Linked DNA regions of Mus musculus: region 1 is linked to region 2. The links are chromatin contacts, found by POLR2A ChIA-PET in ENCODE. All regions are on one chromosome and are shown on one strand. Each heading gives the region's core, a stretch centred on a gene start or an enhancer-like site at or near the end of the contact. The rest is flanking DNA. Distances are from core to core; before and after follow the strand shown. Region 1 holds the start of Pop7 (processing of precursor 7, ribonuclease P family, (S. cerevisiae)). Region 2 holds the start of Fis1 (fission, mitochondrial 1).

The links. ChIA-PET counts read pairs that join two places held with the same protein, here RNA polymerase II (POLR2A).
Region 1: POLR2A ChIA-PET joins it to region 2 with 10 read pairs in Patski. The contact joins the promoter of Pop7 here to the promoter of Fis1 in region 2. POLR2A ChIA-PET finds 5 or more read pairs at or near these places in 2 of 5 experiments (Patski and embryonic stem cell).

The regions. Positions count from the first base shown.
Region 1 is chr5:137,499,384-137,503,894 of GRCm38, forward strand. Pop7 (processing of precursor 7, ribonuclease P family, (S. cerevisiae)) reads right to left here and starts at 3,046. Exons shown (of 2, transcript NM_028753.2): 1 at 2,896-3,046; 2 at 2,056-2,696. The coding sequence starts at 2,686. The coding sequence ends at 2,264.
Region 2 is chr5:136,958,929-136,963,840 of GRCm38, forward strand. It overlaps Fis1 (fission, mitochondrial 1), which reads left to right and starts at 3,149. Exons shown (of 5, transcript NM_025562.3): 1 at 3,149-3,300; 2 at 4,071-4,203. The coding sequence starts at 3,256.

The DNA.
Region 1 (4,511 bases), core at 1,796-4,295, 540 kb after region 2:
CCCTCCCACCAACCATGTTTCAGGAGTCCTCTTTCCCTCTACATCCTAGCCAGCATTTAAGTTTGTTTGCTTGACAGCCATCCTGACTAGGATGTAATGCACTTTTAATTAGCATTTCCTGATAGCTAAGGGTGTTGATTTTTTTCAAATATTTATTGACCAAACTATTCATTCCTTTGAGCCTTTTCTCCTTCTTTCTTTCCTCCTTCCATCCTTTCTTTTTAAATTATTTATAGGCCAGATAGTGGTGATGTATATCTCCTGAGGCAGACAGATCTCTATGGGTTCAAGGCCAGCCTGGTCTTACAGAGTGAGTTTCAAGACAGCCAAGACTACACAGAGAAACCCTGTGTTGGAAAAAAAAATTATATTTGTATGTGATTTTGTTTGCAAGTATATCTGTGCATGGTGGGCATGCCCATGCCCAGGGAGGGCAGAAGAGGGTGTTGAATCCCCTGTCACTGGAGGAGCCAGGAGGGTTCTGGGAATTGAACCAGAGTCGTCTGGAAAAGCAGCTGGTGTTTTTGACCACTGAACCCATCTCTCCAGTCCCTCCTTTATGTACCTTCTATTCAGTTTATTAGTCCTTTAATTAAGGATTTATGTCCTGGTGATCTGGGGCGATCTTTGTAATTCTAGGCACAATCTCCTGTCAGATGTGTGGGTGGCAAAGGTTTTCTCCAAGACCGTAAGCATCTCTTCACTCTGCAGGTTTGCTTTTGAAACAAGAGTAGCCCAGGCTGGTCTCAAACCCACCCTCCTGCTTCAGCTTAAGCGTCAAGATAATATATGCATGTGATCACACCCAGGTCAGTTGGCTTTTCAGAAACAAGCCTGTGAGCCACTGTGTAGCTCCTAAAGCCAATCAACACGTCTCAGGAGAAAGCTTTCAGACGTTGGTTCTCTCCCATTACGTGGGCTCTGGGGATTAAACTCAGGCGGTCAGGCTTGCCTTTACCCCTGGAGCCATCTTGGTAGCCCCTCCAATTTCTCTTCGGTATTTAGTTTGGGCCCCGAGCCCATGGATGGAATGCTGCCATCCACATAAAGAGCAGGTTCTCCCTACCTCAGCTAAACACATGCCCAGAGGAGTGTCTACTGGGTGATTTTACATCTAAGCAAGCTGGCAAGAAAGATTAAACAGCTGAACTAGGTTGATCTCAGACTCTAGACTACCGATGCCCAGCAACACATGAGCTCTTCGGGAACAGGAATCAAGTGTAACAGTCAAAACTGTCAGTTCAAGAGCTAGGGGCTTAGCCGTAGAAGGGCTACTTAGAATCCACCACTGAAGAGCTGGGGGCGTGGCTCAGCAACAGTAGACTTACTTTGGGTAAAAAGGCCCTAGGTTTGACTACCAGCAAACAAACCGTCAGTTTTGCATGTGTATGTGTGAGTACCAGTACATGTGCTACAGTTTACGTGTAAGTCACCTTCCACTTCGAGCCAGGGTTTCTTGCTGCTGATGTTTATGCCGGAGCAGCTAGCCCACAAGCTAGCGAGGATTCGCCCATCTCTGATACCTATCTCACTGTAGAAGCATGGGAATTGGATTCAAGAGCTGCAATGCTCCGCAGAAAAATGAGTTCTGCTGATTCAAATATTCATGATTATTTGACAAGTGCCTTGCCTATTGAGCCATCTCCCCATCCCTCCCCCGTCATAATTCTTGTGGTTACTAGGAATTGAACCTCTGGCCTAATCCTATGCTAGGCAACTAGGTAACACTCACTAGTCACGATTCCTTTGCTGAGTTATATCCACAAAGAACTTCCCTCACCTTTAAACCTTCTCTTTTCCCAAGCCTGGGAACCATGAGAGCCGGATACATCCCAGCTGTAGCTAGCTCAGTCGATGAGTCTACTCTCTCATCTTCCTGAGAGCACACTGTAACAATTAAGCTTCCGTGTTACACTCAACAAATTTGATTCCCGTCATACTGTGGTTCAATGTGAGATGCCTTACTGTGGCCTATATACTTGCTCTTTCCTACCATTTTCCTATTCAAGTACACACAGAATTACACTAGGAAAAAGAGGCCATTCGAAGCCCGGCACCAACACAACTTAATAATTTATTATACAGGACAAGGAAGATTCACTTCTCGGGCTCTCCATTCTCAGTCCTCTAGGCTGAAGTAACAAGGTAACAAGAGGCTCAGGACAGAACTCAGAACAAGAGCCACTATGAAGCACTAGAAACCTCGGCCACATGGATGTGTGTGCTCAGAAGCCTTGGTGGGTCCAAGTCAGCCTCCCTTCAGTTACTTGGGCGTGACCCTGAAGACTCGGATGTGGATGGCTGAGTTGTTCCTGACCCTCGTCAGGGGCTCCCGAGAGTCAGTCTCTGGCTCCAACTCGTCCACCAGCTCCACGGTGGAGGTATTGGCGGCCACCTGTAGGGACCCAAAGCTGCCCGCCTGCAGCTGCAGGGCGATGTTGATGGCCCGGTTGATGGCCAGGCCCAAGCCATGAATGTAGATTTCAGTGCATGCGTTCTGCCCCCTAGTGCCTCCGTCCAGGAGCTTTTGGCAGCGAGCTAGCTGGGCCTTAAAGTCAGTCTTCATGTTGACATAAATGTCGTTGGGCCTCCGGGGCAAGCGGTGGGGAAGTCGCTTCCGAAGGGTGTACTCCACAGGGTCCAGCTCAGCCTCGATGGCACAGCGGGGTTCTCTGTTTTCTGCCATGCTCTGAGTCCTGGCATGGAGAAGGAACAAGATTCAGGGAGGTCAGGAGAATCCTTTCTTGCCCGGCTTTCTAAGGGTGCAACCAGAAGGGGGCGCCCTCAACACCCTCTTCCTTCCCAGTGTCTCAAGCCCTTCCACTTCCGCTTTCTCCACTCCCAGTTTTAATTCATTCATCACGTGGTTCCCATTCCCGGCGTGTCCACGCCTACCTTCTTCCTTCCTCAGTGCCCTTCACTCGCGTGAGCCTCGCCGACCGATCCAAGTGGACGTCGCTGGCCTCGATATGCAGAAGAAGAACGGAGAAGGGATCGGAAGAGGAACGCCGGGCAGGCTCGCCAGCAAGGGCTACGCACTGCGCACGCGCGTCCCCGCTCCAAGCCGGAACCGATAAGCTTATGGCCTTCTAGGCTTCCGTACTCTCCGCCTCCTTTCCTCGTGCGCGTGCGCAAGGCGATTTAAGGCTCGCGAGACTTGAGGGTTCGCAGGGTTCTAGTGAGCGCTTCGAAGGGCGGGACTAGCTAGCAGAGGCGGGGCTAATTGACAGAGGCGGGCCCAAGAGGGGCGTGGCGTGGATCGCCCAGTTCTCCCCTCCCCGGGCAGGGCGGGACTCGAGGATCGAGGCGGGAAGCAGGGCTGGAAAAGGGGGTTCGGGCAGCGACCCCGGGTCAGCATTGGAGCTGGGATCGCAGGGGCCGGAAGCCTGTAGTCCACGTCCATCCCACTTCTGAGCAGTGGAGTTGACAGCTGACCTCCCGCCCGACGTCCTGACAGCCCCGGAAGCCGAGAAATCGAAGGGATCGTGTCCACCATGATGGACTCCTCCCTCTGCGAGGGACCCACATGAGGTGCCAAGTGTTGGCAGCTTCCCGCCACACCTCTTAACTGTCCCGCCGCACTCGAGCTGCTTCCCGCGACCGGCAAGCCATGACCGGCCGCTCCCTGGCGGAAGGGACAGGAACTGCAGTGCTTGGGTTCCTAGCCCCTGAAAGTTAGTGGGAATCTGGATCTCTGCCCGCAATGGTAAAGCATTTGGACCGTTCCCTGCAGAAAGGCGTGAAGCCTGCTTTGGGGCTTCGTCCTAGATACATCTCCAGGCCACTTACCTAGGCTGAATCTGACTGAAGGCTGGAAAGGGAAGTGTGCACTCTGCTATATAGCCAACCTTGAACTTCTGATCCCCCTGCCTCCACCTTGTGAGTGCCAGGGTTATAACCGCAGGGACTCACTCAACTGAGATACATCCCTAACTTCTAGGATTTAGGTTAAAATGGAAGGTTTGACATGCTAGACCTCAGTTTACTCCGAGCTGATCTATATATTTAATGAACATTTAGAGGAGTCTCAGGAAGAGTTGCACATATAAACCAAAAAATCTTTTTTTGGGGGGTGGGGGTGGGGATAGGGTTTAACGATGTAGCTCAGGCTAGCCTAGAACTCATGCTCCTGCCTTGGCCTCCCCAGCGCTAATGTTTTAGGTGTGCACGACTGCACCATTTTAATAAACTTATCCTAAAACTTATGGCAAATAAATAGACTGAATAAAATGATTTTGTAACGTTGTTGGACTCAACTGTCTTAGCAATTACGAGCACTTTCTGCTCTTCAAGATGACTCTCTTGAAGAGGACTCGAGTTTGTTCCCGGTACCCATGTTGAATGTTAAGTCCAGCTTCAGGAGACCTGACACCCTCCTCTGGCCTGTGTGTGTGCCCAGACACACACAGGCACATATATAAAAATTTAAAAATATATATTTACTTTTAAAGCTATGGCTATTGTGTGTATGCAGTGCAGGGACCATACACGTTGTGAAGTCGATTCCTCAA
Region 2 (4,912 bases), core at 1,899-4,398:
GCATCTGTACTGACTGAGCCATCTTTCTGTGCTAGTGACCAAACAAACCCAGGACACATGCTTACTAGACAGCACTCTGCCCTCTGAGTCCCAGCCCCAGCCCCCATCATCTAAATGAGAAAATTACTTCTCCCCAAACATCTACCCACACCTGAGTTCTCTAGCTCCCAGGTGATGCTCCACTCTGTGAACCCTGTTTTGTGGGTGGAGGGAGGTGTCTGTCCTCCAGTTCAGTGCTGACACTCACGTGAGCTGGCATCTGAACCCACAAGTTAGAGAGCCTGCTTCAGACTGCCCTCACAAGCCCAGGTTGCCCCTGGTACTTCTGGGTGGCTGGGTTCACATTGAGAGCTTCTGGATGGAGAAAGAGCTATAACAGCTGGGCATTCAAGGAAGCACTCGTCACCCCTGGTTTCTTAGGAAAAGACCAGGTGCATGGGCTGTATGGGGACAGAGTAATTCATGCACGGTTTTCATGATTCTTCCACGTGACTGCTGGCACAGCAGCTCTGAATTCCACAGTTGAGAGCCGTTTATGGGAGGCTTCACTTGATTAATTATTGACTCTCTCCAGCCCTCTCCCTTCCCTAGTGAAGGAGGGGTGGGTTAGACACAAAGTTCCAAGCTTTTCATCTGGACTGGATTCTCCTGTGACCAGCCTCCATCCTGAAAACCACCCAGGGCCCAGTTAGTGAGAATTAAGTCGCTCCCATTCCTCAGGAAGATGCAAGGCATTCAGAACTACAGCGCCCCTGCGACCTCCGTCAGGGATCCTAACTGGGTGTGGTAGCTCACACCTTTAATTCCAGCATTTGGAGGCAGAAGCAGTTGATTTGTATGAGTTTAAAGTTATTCTGAGCCACAGAGGCCATTTCAGCCAGGGCTACATAGTGAAAACCCCGTGTTAAAAAAACCAAAACCGGGCTGGTGAGATGGCTCAGCGGGTAAGAGCACCCAATTGCTCTTCCGAAGGTCTGGAGTTCAAATCCCAGCAACCACATGGTGGCTCACAACCATCTGTAACGAGATCTGACTCCCTCTTCTGGAGTGTCTGAAGACACGTACAGTGTACTTACATATAATAAATAAATTAAAAATTAAAAAAAAAAAAAACAGGGATCCTGGGGACCGTGGGTCAGAGGCCAAATTTTATATATCTGTCACTTTGCCACAATGTTTGCGGTTTTGTTTGCTTTTCATTTTTAAAAAGATCTACTTTGTATGTACAAATGTATGTGCTTCTGTGTACATGTCAGGTGCCCACAGAGGCCAAAGGCACCCGATCCCCAACACTGGAGTTCTGGGAGGTGGTGAACCACCTGACAGAACTGGGAACTGAGCCCAGGGCTTCTGGAAGGGCAAACAAACAAACAAGCAAAGAGTTGCCAGGATCATGATGTCTCTCCGTGGTAATAGAAACCCTAAAACACCATGTCAGGTAGCTCATGACTACCTGTAACTCCAGCTCCAGGGCGGGGGTGGGGTGGGGTGGGGGGATCCAACACGCTCTTCTGAGGTCTAAGGTGTATCATCTTAAGGGATCAGGGTTTTTGTTGGTTCATTTGTTTGTTTATTTATTTTTAAAGATTTGTTTATTTATTTTATGCATGTAAGTATAAGTATACTGTCACTGTCTTCAGACTCACCAGAAGAGGGCATCGGATCCCATTACAGATGGTTGTGAGCCACCATGTGGTTGCTGGGAATTGAACTCAGGACCCCTGTAAGAGCAGTCAATGCTCTTAACCGCTGAGCCATCTCTCCAGCCCAAAATACAGCATCTTATGTGCTATTTGTAGGGGGAGAATGGCCCAAAGTAGCTAAATTAGACAACGTTGGCAACGAGAACACAGGATACCTCAGACATACACGTCTATCTAAGGACGAATAGCCATAGGCCAGGAAGAGAGTAGGATCCCGACAAACTGCAACCCTCACTCCTGTGAGGCCCAGGCCCCAGCCTCAGACCTTGCCAAGTCTGCCTGTGGACAGTGACACAGAGCTGACATTCCTTTTGCCCTTTCACCCAGGCCTCTGAGAAAGCCTTGGATTGTCTGGCTCCCAAGAAGAGTTCCTACCCCAGGCTGGACTCCAACTTGCTAAGCCAAGGATGATCTTAAACTTCCTCCTCTTCCTGCCTCCACCTCCCAAGCGCTAGGATGAAAGCCTGCATGACCATTCCCCCTCCCCACATTAGATGCATAAGGATAGGAGTTTTCTTTTTCTCAGTGCCAATCCCTGTACTTAAATAGTGACCGACACTTAGGAAATGCTCAATCAAAAATGAATGAATCAACCAATAAGCAACGGCAGGGCTAGAAGATAGATGTTCTGAATAGCAAAGACGGCAGGCACATGCAGAGTGCCTGTGATTACTGGAGGTTTCAGAATCATAGGGCAAGGGACAGCGAGTGTGCTGGCTAGTCCTCTGTCAGCTTGACACCCAAACTAGAGCTCTCTCAAAGGAGGGCCCCTCAATTGAGAAAAATGCCTCCATGAGATCTGGCTCCAAGGCATTTACATAACTGGGGGAGGACCCAGTCCATTGTGGGTGGTACCATCCCTGGGCTAATGGTCCTGGGTTCTATAAGAGAGCAGGCTGAGCTGGGTGGTGGTGTGTGCCTTTAATCCCAGCAATCAGGAGGCAGAGGCAGGCGGATCATGTGACCCAAGTTTTCCCCTTATAGCTGGAACCCAGGCAGTTGTGAGCTATGTGGGGTCTGGCAACAGAACATGAGAGCCATCCATGGGCCTTTAACCCTGGACTGTGTTTCCTGGGTTTTCTTCAGAATCCTATTAAGAATGGCTGTCCACTATGGTCATGTGACCCAAGTTTTCGGAGGGGGGAGGTGGGGGAGTGCGTGGAGCATGGAGAGGGTATAGCTACCAATTCCTCTTGCTTTATGAGAGACTGAGCATCTCTTTGTGAGAGACTACACTGAGACCCTCCGGCCCCTGGTACTCATTAGGATTTTATTGCAAACATTGAAGATAATCCAGGGTCCTAGAGTGAGGGGTTCTTACACTGGTTCCTAGGATAATGTGATGCAGGGAGGATCTAGGACATCAGGGGAGTCCAAAGAGAGCAAAGTATCCCAGCGTAGGCACTAGTGCCCCCGCCCGCCCCAAGGCAAAGGAGGAAGGGGCGGGGCCTCCACAGGTCGATGCCGGAAGTGCCTCTCCGCCCCTGCTACTGGACCATGGAGACTGTGGCCCAGTAGAGACCTTAGTGTGAGGCTTTCAGGGGCGGCGGCCATGGAGGCCGTGCTGAACGAGCTGGTGTCTGTGGAGGATCTGAAGGTAAGGTCTGGGACGGAGGAAGGAGAAGGGCAGAATTGGAAAGGGCAGTTCCTGAGGAGAGCTGACTGAGGCTAACCAGTGCCGGTTTCGTCTTTCTTGGCAAGCTGAACTACGGCTCCCAGCAGCCTCTGCGGCATCCTGCTTCTTGTGGGAATCGGCTTCGTGTCCCTAGGCCTGACGGGAATTGTAGCTTCCCGGGTTTCAGCAACTCAGACCTAGGCCTGGGGTCTTAGTGTGATGCAGAGCTGGGAATTTGGGGTACTCGTGTGCAGGGATGGAGTAGTATAGTCACTGGTGTAAATTTTCGCTAGTGTTTAGTTCCTCACGGTGCTATTTTCACCGCATCCTTGTAGCTGTGTTTTCTTTCCTCTCCTAGAATTAAAGTAAGGCAGATCCAGGCCCAAAAGAGTAGGGTGGGACGGGACCAGCGGCCTCAAGGGAAAGGCCATGTAGGAGGTCGTTTAGCTCTGGGACAGTATGTTTACTCTTCAGACACTTGGGGTCAGCTGGTTTGGGAGCAGTGCCTCCAGCTGCCACCAGGTGGCATCTCCTCTTGGTACCACTAGGGGCTGGGTTCACGGACCTTCCGAAGGGGAGGACACAGCATGGGACCCAGGGGTGGAGATGACAGAAGCTTCGGGGTACCAAGATCTACAAGGGAAAGGCGGCAGGGAGGAAAATATGATCTAACTGGGATTCAGACATCAAGTTAGCTGGAGAATGATTGCTGCTCTTTGTTGCTAAATGGTCACTCTTCTCTCTAATGACAGAATTTTGAAAGGAAATTTCAGTCTGAGCAGGCAGCTGGTTCTGTGTCCAAGAGCACGCAATTTGAATATGCCTGGTGCCTGGTTCGAAGCAAATACAATGAGGACATCCGCAGAGGCATCGTGCTGCTGGAGGGTAAGGCGCTGGGCCCCACTTTCCAGCCGCCAGCCAGCCTGACCTCTACTGTGCTTGACCTCACCCCTCCAGGACCCTTTCCAACACAGAACCCTCACCTTACAGCACATTTGTCATTCAGTAACCACCAGTAACTTCACTTGGAGAAAGGGCTAGATTGATTCTCTACGTCCCCAGCATCTGAACAGTCATTCAGATGGAAAATGCTGTAGGAAAAAATGCTCTCAGGCTGGGGAGACTCAGTGCATCCTGTCCAGGCATGAAGACCTGGGTTCAAATCCCCAGCACCCACAGCAGCAGCTGAGTGTGGCCATCCGAGTCTGTATAGAGAGTAAGCTGGAATCAGCTAGAGATGGCTTGTTGCCATCTTAGCCCAGGTTCAGTTGGAGACCCTTTCTTTAGGGGATGCTGTGGAGTGTGAAAGCACTGGCCGTCCTCTGACCTCCATGCTTCCATGTGCACACACACAGTGTACACAAAACACTTCTGGTATAGTTACTAATTGCCGTTAATATAGTGTTTACGTTGTATTGGATAACAGTCATTTGGAAAATTCTAGAGATTTAGAATATCTGAGGGGCTAGTGGTATCAAGGCTGTGTGACCCCAGCACTACAAAGGTGAAGACACAGGAACATAGTTCAGTAGTCGAACATTGACTGTGGAGATAGAGGCAGGAAGGTCAGAAGTTCAAGGCCAGAGTCAGCACA